Regions from separate parts of the Mus musculus genome. Here regions 2 and 3 are each linked to region 1. A link is a contact called in ENCODE Hi-C or POLR2A ChIA-PET data. All regions are on one chromosome and are shown on one strand. The core of a region is the stretch at or near the end of the contact, and the rest is flanking DNA. Distances in the headings are between cores, read along the strand shown.

The links. Hi-C counts contacts between places; a loop is a spot of excess contacts on that map. ChIA-PET counts read pairs that join two places held with the same protein, here RNA polymerase II (POLR2A).
Region 2: a map of T-helper 2 cell shows a loop between it and region 1 (6-fold over the local background). The contact joins the promoter of Apex2 here to the promoter of Gnl3l in region 1. A Hi-C loop is called at or near these places in 1 of 37 maps with a recorded cell type or tissue (T-helper 2 cell). POLR2A ChIA-PET finds 5 or more read pairs at or near these places in 2 of 5 experiments (both embryonic stem cell).
Region 3: a map of gastrocnemius shows a loop between it and region 1 (5-fold over the local background). The contact joins the promoter of A230072E10Rik here to the promoter of Gnl3l in region 1. A Hi-C loop is called at or near these places in 1 of 37 maps with a recorded cell type or tissue (gastrocnemius). POLR2A ChIA-PET finds 5 or more read pairs at or near these places in 3 of 5 experiments (Patski and embryonic stem cell).

The regions. Positions count from the first base shown.
Region 1 is chrX:151,015,141-151,019,897 of GRCm38, forward strand. Gnl3l (guanine nucleotide binding protein-like 3 (nucleolar)-like) reads right to left here and starts at 2,182. Exons shown (of 16, transcript NM_198110.2): 1 at 2,061-2,182.
Region 2 is chrX:150,585,272-150,590,028 of GRCm38, forward strand. Apex2 (apurinic/apyrimidinic endonuclease 2) reads right to left here and starts at 2,884. Exons shown (of 6, transcript NM_029943.2): 1 at 2,652-2,884; 2 at 1,772-1,855; 3 at 594-774; 4 at 1-76. The coding sequence starts at 2,805. It also overlaps a transcript of Pfkfb1 not described here.
Region 3 is chrX:151,339,952-151,344,708 of GRCm38, forward strand. It overlaps A230072E10Rik (RIKEN cDNA A230072E10 gene), which reads right to left and starts at 1,928. Exons shown (of 3, transcript NR_015600.3): 1 at 530-1,928. Fam120c (family with sequence similarity 120, member C) reads left to right here and starts at 4,272. Exons shown (of 16, transcript NM_198105.2): 1 at 4,272-4,757. The coding sequence starts at 4,299.

The DNA of each region.
Region 1 (4,757 bases), core at 932-3,431:
TGTAGACCAGGCTGGCCTTGAACTCAGAAATCTGCCTGACTCTGCCTCCCAAGTGCTGGGATTAAAGGCGTGGGCCACCACGCCCGGCTTCTGGTTCTCTATGAGAGTAAAAAACAAGGCATAAGGCCATGCAATTATAAACTCAATGAATTTGCTCCTCCCTTGGGAAGTGTGCATCTCTCATTTTACCTTAGGTGAGAAGAAATATCTGGCAGTTGTGATGCATACTTTTAATCCCAGCACTCAGGAGGCAAAGGCTGGCAGATCTCTGAGTTCAAGGCCAGCCTAGTCTACAGAGAGATTTCCAGGACACACACACCCCACAAAAAAAAAAAAAAAAACTGTCTCAAAAAAAAAAATCAACAACACCGGGGCCTAGCAAACACATAAGTGGATGCTCACAGTCAGCTACTGGATGGATCACAGGGCCCCCAATGGAGGAGCTAGAGAAAGTATCCAAGGAGCTAAAGAGATCTGCAACCCTGTAGCTTCAACAACATTATAAACTAACCAGTACCCCGGAGCTCTTGACTCTAGCTACATATGTATCAAAAGATGGCCTGGTCGGCCATCACTGGAAAGAGAGGCACATTGGACAAACAAACTTTATATTCCCCAGTACAGGGGAACGCCAGGGCCAAAAAAATGGGAGTGGGGGGGGGAGAGAAGTGGGGGGGGTATGGGGGACTTTTGGGATAGCATTGGAAATGTAATTGAGGAAAATACGTAATAAATTTTAAAAAAAATCAACAACAAAAATTAAGAGGCTGGAGAGATGGCTCAGTGGTTAAGAGCAGTTAAGAGCACTGCCTGTTCTTCCAGAGGTCCTGAGTTCAATTCCCAGCAACTATATAGTAGCTCACAGCCATCTATCGTGGAATCCGATGTCCTCTTCTGTCATACAGGTGCACATGTAAATAAATAGAGCATTCATATACATAAATAAATACAATTTTAAAAGTAGAGAAAATCTGAGCTCCTATTCTATGGATGAGGAGAGATTTCGAATGCACTGCATTGTAGGATGATCAGTGATATCACTGGCTTTCTGGGCTAAATGGGAGGGGGGAGTTGTCTGCATCTCTACTGCTCAGATGCCCCCTCTCTTGGTCAATCTGGTGATTATAAATCATTTGGAGGGTGGGGTTCTGTCTCTACCTCAAAAGGGAAGAAAATAAACCTGAGTTTCTCTACCCTGAGGGTCTACTTGAGAGGCATAGCATTATCTCAGTGGACTAAAGTCTGTTCCCAGGTACTGTAAGCCAGTTTGGGTGGGCCTTTACTACCGTCAGAAAAACAGCAATTCTTTATGGGGTAGCTATGGGGGTCTAATTTTCCATAATGAAGGGGGAGGGGTAAATCTGTGTGGTTGCCCATAAGTCTCTGTCTCCAATGATTTTGAGGGCTGATGGTGTCTGGTGACTGGTTACAAGGGTAAACATGAGAAGGGTGGGTCTCTACGTTAGGAGCTCTCTTCCTCTAGATATTACACAATTCTGAGCTCCCCTATCGCAGTATGGAGATGGACAAGCCCCGTTAAAGACCTATGCCTTAATAAGCCAGAAGTCGGCCTGCTCAACCTTGTATTGGAAATTATTTTCTTATAGGGCAGGGATGATATCATCCACCATTTGATGGGTCGACACACCTGTCTCCATTACGCAATGAAAGTATAAACGTAATAGACCTTCTCACACATGGATGGGGGCGTCTGTCTACATGGGAGAAATGGCAGTAATGCGAAATGACGCCCAAATATCCTGAAAGGCGGAGGGCAACCGACATTTTGTCTCATACGCATGGTCAGTGCCTCTCTACATAGCCAGGATGCATCTTTAGAGCCTCTCTAGGAGGCCGCCAGAATGCAGTTCAGCGCATCGCCACATGTGGAGCTATCCGTATCCCTCTTCCAGGCCCTTCTACTTTACAAGAGAGCCAGCTTTTCACCTCTCTAGTCCAGGATGGCGAGCATCTCTGGTTTCACCTTTAAAAAAACAATCTTTACTATACTGCTGGCCTGGTGAGCACTCACCACGAAAAAAAAGAGAGTAGTCTCTTACCTACACTTCCGGCAGGGACCTCGGAGAGCTGTTAGAAGCACAACGTCGCCAGTCCAGGAGTGCGCAGCTAGGCTCCGCCCAGACTTCCGGATCCCAGCCCAGCTCTTTGCTCCGCCTAATTTGCGTAAGACGCAAGGGCGGAGTTTCGATATAATTGCTGCGCCGCACAGTCCCGCCCCCGCTCCCACGCTGGCCCCGCCTCCTGGCTGCCGGCGGGTAAAGAAATAGCGAAGAGGGGGGCGGGAGCCTGGCGATGGGAGGGGGGGCAGTTGTGTGTATCTGTGTCTTGTTTGTGTGTGTGTGTGTGTGTGTGTGTGTGTGTGTATACTCATGTGGCCACAAAAGCTATTTGTAAGACGAACTCTTTTGTGCGGCTTCCTGGCTAGGGTTAAGGATGTATCTTCTCTAGTCTGTTACCAAAGTAATCACTGGCAGCATTAGATGAGGGTAGGGGGCAATAGTTTGTCCTCCTGGAAGATGGCGACAGACCGGGTGCGAGAAAATGGCCGCCGGAATCACGTGTCTATTTGGCTGCGTATATCCCACCTGAAATGAGTTCGCTGTTTTCAGCAGCTTTCCAGTCTCACGGGACTCTAAAGCATAGCAAGGCTCAGCCGGGAGCAGCAACCGAAACTCTTTGGAATTGTCACTCACCGGTTTACCCTCTTCTCCCTCATGTATGATTCCTGTGTCTGCAGAAAATAAACCTATCTCTAAAGCGAGGGTAGGTAAGGGTGTCTTTAATAACCATTTCAGGAAACTTCTGACTTGACTGGGAAGTGAGATAACCCTCCAAAAAGCGTAACTATTAATTTAATTCCTTCCTGGTCATTTACTTCCAGTCCTTTCCCTCTCCTCAAGTCTAAACCTTAAGGGTGGGGGTTGGGCTAGGTAAGGCAACCACCCAGAACGTGTGTTCTTCATCTGCAACTCATTCCTGCTGAAAACAAGCCCTTTTGCTCTCCCTCCCCTTATAGTACAGGATTGGCTGCTACCTTTCTCTCTAGACCCCAGATTCTTCTGGACCCCCAAAGTAGCCATAGTATTTACAGGCTCTATTTACCTATTGTAGCTCTATGAAATTTCTAATACCAGCGTTTTTATGACTCCCAGTTGAGTAAGAATCACAGCATCCTTTATCACAATACTACACTGTAGTAGGTTTTTTTCTTAAATTTTTTGTAGATTTGTTCTAGTTTGTGAGTTTGCTGTTATGTGTGTGTGTATGTATGTGCACCATATACCTTCCTGATGCATGTGGAGAGCAGAAGGATGCTTTGGATCCTCTGAATCTGGAGTTGCTGATGGTTGTGAGCCATCTGCATGTGAAAGCTTGCTGCTGAGCTCAGGTCGCCGGCAAAAGCAACAGGCTCTCCTAACTGCTGAGCCATCTCTCCAGTCCCTGTACACTATAGTTCTTAATGTGGCTTCATCACCACAGGAGAGAGGACTCCTCAGAGAAATGACAGTTCATCTTTGAACTCTCATAGAAACCCAGTACAAAACTGGCTGGAAGCAAATTTGTCAACTGAAATTAAGAGCTGCACCACAAGTCAATGGGGATTGAACAGTTTAATAGGTAGCATTGGGAAAATTGGATCAGGATAAAGAGAAATATAAATGCCAGGTATGGTAGTACATCCCCTGAGTACAGAGTCTGAGATTGGAGGATCAGAAATTCAAGATCATCCTGGTTTGCACAGGCAGAGTGATTTAAAAAGGAAATTCATGATTTTGAAACAGAATGTCTTCTAGCCCGGGATGTTCTCAGAATCTCTGTATCGCAGGATGACCTTGAACTTCCTGATCCTTCTCTGTGCAGCTCTGGAATAATAAGATTAGAAGCCTGTGCCGCCACACCCAATTTAAATGTATGCCCTGCAGTGGATCCAACACAATACCTTTTGCATGTTAGACAAGCACTGTACCATCTGAGCTACATCCCCAGTTCAATCTTAAATGATTGTCTCCAGGAGGAACAGCAAAGTATGGAGTACAGATGAAAGAGAGTTTATGATACAACACAACCTGTAAAGTAATACAAGCTCATCGGTTGCATGAAAAACACAGAAACAGAATGAAGATAAAATTTGCAAATAATCTCATTTTTTCCATTAGTGCTTTTCAAAATGTGATACTTGGACTACCAGAGGATCTTAGAAATGCAAATTTATGCATCAAACCCAATTTTCTCAACTAAAACTCTGGCTGTGAACAACACCAAGGTTATTTGATAAAGCATCCAGGAATCATTTTATACGCACCTAAAATTGTGCGTGTATGTGTGTGTGTTTGTGTGTGTGTGTATACATGTATATTATATATAATATATTTATATATAATGTATATATGTGTGTTTATACAATATATAATATATAATAATATTTATTTTATCTTAAAGGAAGTTAAACCACTTGAGCTGATAATACTTCCACAAAAACCATAGCTTAACAAAACCCCAGTACCATGCATGAGAAAACTCCTTTCAAATGATTGGTCAGGGTAGTCAAAGTGACTCTGAAAACAGTATAGATTATTGATGTAGCTCTTGGTTGCCTCTCAGAGCTTGAGGGTAAGCCCTTGATGCTGAAGACACTGTACACTTAAGACAAACTCTTATGATTTGAGCTGGGTCTAGCCTGAAAGCCTGTTTCCTATGGTCTAGTTTCCAAGCTTCCAAAAATACTATACAAGCTA
Region 2 (4,757 bases), core at 1,634-4,133, 430 kb before region 1:
CTCAGGCTTCCCAGGATCCGCGTGAGGGCAGTACACATTGATCAGGGTCAAAGTCTTCTCCTTCCCTTCCAATGTGCTGGGAGAAAAGAGCCCCACAGAAGAGGTCAGTTTCAAGTCTCCCCTTCATATCCACCCACCATGCAGATTCTAGTTAATGGTTATCCATGGGATGAACAAAAAACGGTTAGGAGAAATAAATGAGCAAGTCTTGGGGGGATGGACTTTGGATAAGGCAAGGAGGGCATAATACCCAGGTAAACTGGGTATAATGCAGCCATTTATGACTATAAGATACCTAGAAAGAAACCAACTTAGGATGATGAGTTCTGTGCTGGCTAAGCTATTTTTGAGGAGCCCATGGTAATTAAAAAGCTATTCTTTCAGGCCAGTCTCCCTCTGTAGAGAGGGGAACACAAGGCTCAGAAGGAAGCATGAATTTTCCAAGATCACTCAGCCCAGCCTGGACTAAAATACAGGAAGGCAAGTTTGGGAACATTTTTATAGCAACTGAATACCTATAGAATGGGCCTTATATTCTAGACACAAGGACTAGAACCAGTGATGGCCTGTAAGAGGAGGATATGGACTATTACCGGATCTTGTGCTGTGTAAGGAGGGCCCGGCCCTCACTATCCAGAACCCGGAGTTCCTCTTGCGTGAACTCATCCATGTTTCCATAGCAACCAATATCTCCATTCAGGGTGGCAAACACACCACTCAGGCCTTCTTCAGCAGCTACTGGGGTAGCACTGTCCTTACAGAAGGTAGCCACACCTGGGGACGGACAAGAGCATTCTGAACGGGGTCAGCAGCCAATATATCATTGTACAGCCTATCCCACTCCAAGTGTATCCATATAAGGAACAGCTTTGGTTATCTTTGTCAAATTTAACTGTTTCAAAAATGTAAGGACAGCCAGGCGTGGTGGCACACGCCTTTAATCCTAGCACTTGGGAGGCAGAGGCAGGCGAATTTCTGAGTTCGAGGCCAGACTGGTCTACAAAGTGAGTTCCAGGACAGCCAGGGCTATACAGAGAAACCCTGTCTCGAAAAATCAAAAAAAAAAAAAAAAAAAGTAAGGACAATCCTCCTAACTCAGGGGCCATACATGGCTCTGTAGCGTCTTAAAGCATCTGAGGCCTCAGTTTCCTCTTAAAAAGCCACAGAATAGGGCAGTGGTGGCGCACGTCTTTAATCCCAGCACTTGGGAGGCAGAAGCAGGTGGATTTCTGAGTTTGAGGCCAGCCTGGTCTACAAAGTGAGTTCCTGTCTCGAAAACAAAAAACAAAACCAAAAAAAAAAAGCCACAGAATAATGTTATATTTTACAAGAACAATAATAATGTATTTTACACATACATAGCAAATGCTGATGAAAAATTAGCTATCATTATTACCTCATGCAAGACTATGTCTAAACCCTTGTGAGAGCCTAGAAAATAACCATTATCCTTATTTTCTCAGTGAAAAACCTGAAACACAAAGGTAAAGTAACTTGTCAGAAAACACAGAGAGGATGTGAGCCAGGACTTGAACCCTGGCAGTTAAGGTCCAGTGCTTATACAGTTAACTCAGAAGAAGTACATTACTATACTTCTGAGGGACAAAAGGAAACTTCGGTGCATAAATATGAGGTTTCATATGACCTAAAATTAGCAGCATTTGCTTTGGAAATGAAAAGTCAAAATATGTTACCTTCTTATTAAATACCAAAACACTCCTTTTCTCCATCACCAATGCTAACATAAATACCCCCAGAAGACCTCATTTACCAGAATAGCCACTACGGCTGCGGCTGAAGCTGAAATAGGAGTTATAACCCTCAACAATAGCCAGGGGCTCTGTCAGTACATCTCCTAAAAAAAAAAAAAAGAAAAAAAAGTAAATATAAAGTCAGAGGTAAATTAGCACCATGGACCCATGAAAGACTGGAATTACAGTTATAGGTTAGCATACATCAGAGCTGTAATTGAGGGTCAGGAGAAGTGTTTATGTTGACAGGAGCTAGAGAGATGGGAAAGTCAGGAAAGAAAATTATATTCAAATTAGATAGGGAAGCAGAGGAGGGCAAATCAGAGCTAAGTCTTGTGATTTAGATTAAAGTACTCACAGATGCTGGCAGTGGAGATTGGGGACCTGAAGGGTGGGAGGTAGGAGAGGGAATTAGGGAATTCGAGCTGGGAATTATGGGAGAAGAAATTAGGTCTAAATTTGAGGTAAGATATCAAAGAGGAATGAATCTAGGGCCTTGAGGTGGAGAGAAAAGAGGAATTGGAGATATGGGAAGGAGAAATTAAGAGTCTGAGCTAAAGGCAGAGATTAGGTGGGGATTAAGGACTGAGGTGGGGGCAGGGATGGAAAACTGAGGTGTTTGGCTTAGAAGAATGAAAGGAGAAAATTCAAGGCCCAGAGTTCGGGCTATAGAATGAGTGGGAATCTGTGTATGAGGGTTTCAACGGGGAAAGCAGGCCAGGAGTCGGAATTAGGGGTTCTAGCTGGGGTGGGGTTGTTTAGAAAGAAAAGGATCAGGCCTTTCAGATGGGTATAAGGGCAGGATTCTAAGTATAGGAAAACGAAACGCGAAATGAGACAGAACAAAGGTTAGCATCAAAAGGAAAACACCGTAGAGATCTTGGATTCTCGAATGCTCACTGGTCACTTTGGTCTCCTGGAGACAGACAATATCAGCATCCAGCTCGTCCAAAACGCGTCGCAAGGCCGTGGGACAGCTGCTGGGTTCCTGGCATGCAAGGCCTTGCAGGGGACTCCGGATCCCATTGATGTTCCAGCTTACCACGCGCAGCATTTTGGTAAACGGTACAGTTTCCCAAAGGAAGCTTAGGCGGGCAAATGCATTGCTGCCCGGAAGTGAGCTGGCTCCCCGCCTTCCTCTCGCGTTTCCACCGGGCGTTCTCACCTTCCCCTCCGCCCCCTCCGACGGCAGGACGCAAGCAGGGCGGGACTTCGAGTTCAGTTCTCTTAGGCGGGAGACGGAACTAAGGTGGAGGCTGTAGGAAAACCGGGCTTGATCAAACGAGCCTGTCACCCCAGTACTCAGGAAGCTGAGGCAGGGTCAGTAATGAATTCAAGGCCAGCCTGGGCTACATAGCAAGACCCAGACCAAAACCTGGGAAGAGTAACTGGTGAGAGGCGCGTCTCTGGTTGGGCTCCTTCTCTTCTGGCCGCATGCTGGCCTGGACGCCCGAATCTGACTGCTCTTCTCTACTACAAAAGTACCCCCTGATGCGCCAGGTTACTGACAAATGGGATTTTGTCCCTTTGTCAAGGGGCAGGCCTCTGGGGAAACAAGCTGAGCCAACGCCCTACCCGGATCGAGACAGGACTCTGGCTTTAGTGAGCGGCCCCTGGCGGTGGCTGAGGGGCTTCTGCAGACCCTGGAGTCCTTTTGGGCAGTGGCGAAGGGAACTTTCTCCGTTAAGCAATTAAGAACCTAGCTAGCCTCCGTTTTAATGGAGTCTGGAGGAAGGAGACTGCCTCAAATCCTCCCTGTATAGCCATGTTTGTCTTGACTCTCAAAGCATAAGACAGACTTGCATTTGGCTCCATTTCTCAGATGAGCAAAATCGAGGCCTAGACCATTTAAGCTCCAGAATAGTATCATTTCCCGATGCAGTTATGGTTTTCCTGTCTATACCGTGTCCTTTCATTCTTAGGATAATCCAGGAAGAGGCACTGAAGCTAAGTAGAAGTTGAATAAATTCGTCTCAGCCTCACAGAAGTGGTAGAGCCAAGATTTAAACCCTTCTTAATCAGGTAAACAATTGATTTTTTTTTTGTCCACACACCTCTGTGTTTACGTCTTTTCCTGTGGGCACCACTGCACTTTATGGTCCATGGCACAGTATTTACCACAGTGCACAACCCCCATTGATTTCCGTTGTCACTAGACTGCCAGCAGCCTGAATGCAGTGGCCATCTCTGACCCACCTTATATGATAACGGAATAAATATTTAGCAAATGGATGAATAAGCAGGGCAGTAGGGATGAGTTCTCGACTTATTTTTTTGTGACCACAGAAACAGAATTAACAGGAATCGCCCTATTTCCAGGAAAACTATAACTTTGCATCCTAAGGGTTTTTTTTTTTTCCACTGAAAATTGCTACAAAGTTATTCCCATTCGAATGCACACACCCTCAGAATTTCACAGCCTTTGAGCCATCGTCTTCATGGCTATACAGAGCCACAGTAGGCTGCCCCTCCCCCACCCCACCCCCATCGGACTTAAAGGTCACTAGTTACTGCTATCAGAAAAACAGCTCTGTAATTCAAATTCTGTGCCTTGAGCTTTTCCATGCTTTGGGAGTTACTGACTAAAGATCAAATCCCAGGAGTGGGTTAATTAGGACAAGGGAAATGAACATTTTTCTTCATGTCACCAGTTGCTTTCAAGCAAGGGATTTTGCCCATACTGCACTAAAGGCAGATAAATATAAAGCTTTGTCCCAAAGAAATCCAGATCTTGCTCACCTCAATAGCTGGTTTTCATTTCTCCATTCTCCAGTGGCTTGTTAATATTAGTACTGACCTTTGGGGCACGGTGAACAACACATGGTTGGACTGAAGAGAAAAGTCTCTGGGTGGCTCAGGAACTTCTTTGGCAAGTACAGCAGCTAATATTTCAACACTGCACACACCCCTTAACAAGGGTGCTTCCTCAGCCTTCCCAGGAACCAACGGATGTCTCCCGGTTTCCTATTTGATGCCACCCACCGGACCTGCTTTGGGGGTCTGTAA
Region 3 (4,757 bases), core at 678-3,177, 320 kb after region 1:
CTGAAAAAATGTACCACTACACTTCTTTCATACCCCTGCATTAGGAGATTTGACCTATTTAACAAGGCTGTGAGCAATCGAAGGTCAAATCACCAGGAGAATGCAGTGTGCCGTTCAGGAGAAATGGGGTTATCAAAATAATTCAGTTCATTTGTACCCCATAACTGATTCACTGTAGAACATTAACTAAAGGAAACTTATACTTGTTAATCCTTCTGTTCCTTGGAGACATGTGTATCTTTCCTCCAGTTCAGGATGTCTTTCTGAAGGACCTGTGAGACATTCCTTGGAAACCTAATTGCCAGGAACAATAGGGCCTCTGTCTCTCTGTCTCTGTGTTGATAGGATAGAAATCTAATTGTCAGCCAGTGTGCACATTTGGCCTAATCACATTTATATTGATCAGTCCTCTGTAATTTTTTTTTACTACCTTGATGCTATTCTGCCCCCATCCTGTTTCCTCTCATATTTCCCCATTCTCCCACTCATGTCTGTGCAAGAAAGAACAAAGCTCATCTCTTTCCCTTACCATCAGTAGTTTGCACACTGTTTATAGTACTTCAACATTTTTCTGGCTTCATCTTCAACACTACTAAAATCATGGATTTCTGGTGGTACACTCAGTGTTTCCAATGTTGAAAATACAGGGTGAGGCTTGAAATGATCCTGTTCAGAACAGGTACTGTGATGTGCTGCTCCAGAGTTGCTACTCTGGGTGGTCCATTACAATCATGATTCGCTAGACATGATTTTCTACTGATGAAAATTTTCTAAGTCTTCAATTGAAGGCCTATTGGTTTCATGTTGGGAGATGTCCCAGTAGCAAGTATTAATAACAGGTAGTAAAATTCTTGTTGTTGGTCTCCTTTCTCTTCCTTTTTTTCCGGTGCTGGGGATCGGACTCCTTGTCCTGCACATACAAAGCAAGTGATTTACTACTGTTGCAGCTTCTTTTTCTTAGCACTCTCTAAGTATTTGGCTCATTCTCTCTGTCATTCTGTTCAAGATCCTCTCGATCAGAGATCCAGTAGGAGATAGTAAGCTGAGCTGAGCTTACTACTGTGAAACCTTCCCCACCTCCGTCCTGATCCGCCTTGGGGATGGATGTTCACTTGCTTCTTAACATCTAGTTGGATTCAGTTATGGGAAATCAGCACTTCTGGCAAAGTTGATGCCATGAGGAGTTACTACTCCTTATACATGTGTGAATAATTTGCTGGTGCCAGTTTCTTAATCAGTGAAATCCTTGAAGTGGGTCTGACATTTTTGCTGCAAGTCAGCAGGACCAAGGGATTTGTGCCTGCAGCAATCAAAGCTCAGTTTGTTTTTGTTTGTTTGTGGTCCTGAGGAATAGAAGCTGGGGAAGGATTCTACCACTGAACTCCACACCCAGCTCCAGGGCTTTTCTTTTGAGTTCCAGGAACTGTAATTAACTGGTTCACTGCCATATCTTACAAAAAGTGTCAACTCCCTTCCCATCAATGGATGCTAGAAGATTCCACCTGTATCAGTTCCGTGTATTTTGGGCTTGTAATTTGCCACACCTCATTTCTGACTGTTTATTCTCTTTGTAACCAAATGTAATGAGCTCACATCTTGGTGAATGCAAAAGGTTAAAACAAGCACAGCCAAGACATGAAAGAGTGGAGAAAGATCTATTACTTAAAGCAGTTAAGGGATCCCTGAGTGTCTCAATCAGCATGGCTTTGGGATTGCCTTGACCAGGGCAATGGAGAATGGAGAAATGACAGATAGATGTACCAAGAAGCTGGGATTGGATAAGCCTTGCACAGTCCCAAGTATGCTGTTTATAAGACCATATTTAAGAGGGTAAGATACAAATTTTAGATATACTTAGCTGAAGTTCACAGGCTGTTACCATTAAAACGGGGAAGAAGAGTACATCTGTGAAATCTCGCTTGTATCATAGCTGAAAATAATGGAAAGGACATTTTGTAAGTGTGCACAGGTACACTTGTGTGTCTTGGTGTGCTCATATGTATGCCCATGAAAGCCAGGGGACAAAATTTGCATATCATTCTTCAGGAATCTTCCACCTCAGTTTTTAAGGCATTGTCTCTTATTGGCCTGGAACTCACCAATTAGACTAGGTTGCTTGGCCACTGGGTCCCAGAAATCCACTTGGCTCTACTTCCCCAGCCCTGGGATTACAAATGCACTACATTGAGCCTGGCTTTTTGGTGTGGTCTTTGAGAATTGAATCCAGGTCCTCATGCTTGCAAAGCAAGCATTTTAACCAGAGAGCCATCTCACCGACCCAGAAAGGATGATTTGAAGGTAGAATAATAAAGGGTTTTCATCTAAAGGTATCTCACTTGTGGCTAACAGTTTCATTAAGTGGCTTATGATCCAATTATTTTTGTTGTTGTTGGGACTTAATTTTTTTCTTTACTGTTTGTTTTGTTTAGTTCTTATCTCAGGCTGACCTGGAAAATAATAATTTCAAAGTTGTGGCAATCCTCCTGCCTTGACCTTCTGAATGCTGGGTTTATAGATGTAAGCCAACACACTCAGTTAAAATATGGCATTACAAGCAAATGTGAACATGATAGGATTTATTTACTTCCTTGGTTCTTTGAAATCACTGGGTAGCCTAGGCTGGCCTAGAACTTAAGGTGACTGTCCCATGTCAACTTCCTGAGTACTAAGATTGCAGGCACATACCATCATGCCTAAGACAACAGTTTTTGCAGTAATCTTATCAAGTTAACAATGAGAAGGCTAATTTTTAGGAAAGGGATGCTGGACAAACTCTCTAGTAAGCACAGTTTACTAAAAACATCTATTCTCTTCATCTTTCATGCCTTCAAGCTATTGCCTTTCCCTTTTTTTTCAAAAACAATTTTTATTAGCTATTTTCTTCATTTACATTTCAAATACTATCCCGAAAGTCCCCTATACACCCCCCACCTCCCTCTCCCTTGCCTTTCATGTTGTCTCCCATCCCTGCTATTCTGGATCTACTACTCTTATGACAAACCCGGTTTGGAATTTGCAACCTGTTTTTGGTTTCATCCTATCAAACCATTCTGATGTCATTCCTGGGGTTCTGCTCTTTTATGTTCTGTAAATTCCAAGCCAGATAGATACAACTACTCTGCATGCAGATCTTGTTTTCTGCTGTAGTCTGGCTGAAGTAATGGGCCCTAAAACTTGACAGAAGACAGACTCTACATGGATTTCATTGGAGAAGCATGCTGAAATGTACTTTTCAAAAGACTGTGATCAAATTAGAACCTTTGCAGCTATTTTGAATTGTTCCCACATGGACACATTTAGTAGGTTGGAAAACAAAAAAAATCCCCTAACCATATGGCATAGCTTAGTGAGTACCAATAAGGTCCAAGTTGTAGTTGAATTTGAGTGGGTGTTTAATCTCCCTGACCAGAGATCCTGAGGCAAATTATAGGCAATTTCATTTTGTCTATGCATTCATTGTCTTAAGTAAATGTTTTACCATTTGTAAGGTGGATAACTCTTCAAAGTATGACAGTAGATGTTAGCGGTTTTTATGTATCATATGTGTTCTTCTCCTTTCGTTAAAAGTTGTGCATATCATCTTTTCAATGGAAGGGAAATTTCTCCCTTTCAGGGAACTTTAGCTCACTTTAGCCAAATTCTACTAATCCACAGTACTTCCTTTCCCATGATGCATCATCTCCATTTCTTTCCCTGGGCATGGTGGTATAATATCCTGAGGCAACTCGGTTGGATACTAGGAGTTCTGGTACAAATCCTATACACACATTTTCTTGGCCCGCTTCTTCTGACACTATGAGCATCAAGGCCTGACAGGTGTGATCCTCTGGTTCTAAGACTGCATCCTGAGGCCATCCGGGAAAAGACTACAACTCCCAGGATGCTCATCCGCCCCGCCCCTGTACCCCTCCCCCAGCTAGAAAGCGAGTATCACAGAGAAGACGAGGCAACATGGCTCCCGGAGGTGGAAGGCAGAGGCTTCACCCCCTTTGAAGCAGTGAAGAAGAGCAGCGGAGGGGAACGGGAAAAGAGGAGTGACTACGACTTTGTCATCGCTTTTATCTTCCCAGCCTCTTCTGAGTCTGGTCAGCCTCACCTCTGCTCTCCACCCGCACCCAGTCTGTGGTCTCCTCCCCTCCCCGCCCACGTTCCCTCGCCCCTCCCGTTCTCAAACCCTCTCTCCGCCCCCCTCGCCCCTACCCCCCGCGGAGTGCGCACGCGCCCGCCTCCAGCTTCGCGCGGGGATCGCCGACTGGCCCGCTTGCGCAGCCGCTGTTCCTTCTACCCACGGAGGAAGCATGGGCGTCCAGGGCTTCCAAGAGTTCCTGGAGAAGCGCTGTCCCGGGGCTGTGGTGCCTGTGGACCTCCTCAAACTCGCGCGCACCGTCTCGCGCCAGCAGCAGCAGCAGCACCTGCACCGCCAGCTGCCGCCAGCAGCCCTAGCGCCAGGGGCTCCACGCATCACCAGGGGCTCTGCTCCTCTGCCGCCGCCGCCGCTCCCGCCCGCTGCCTTTGGTGCTTACTCCGGGGGCGCGGGGCCGTCTCGGCACCATCACCCTGCTCACCATTTCCACCACCATGGCCAAGCGCCGCCAGGGCTGCATCCGCCGCCGCCCCCTCCGCTGCCTGGGGCTCGGGTATTGGTAGACGCGGGCTCGGCGCTGCCGCGGCTCTATGGTGGCTACCAGACGGATTGGGTTTGTGGCGGCCAGTGGAATGCCATGCTGGGCTACTTGTCAGCGCTGTGCCAGGCTTGT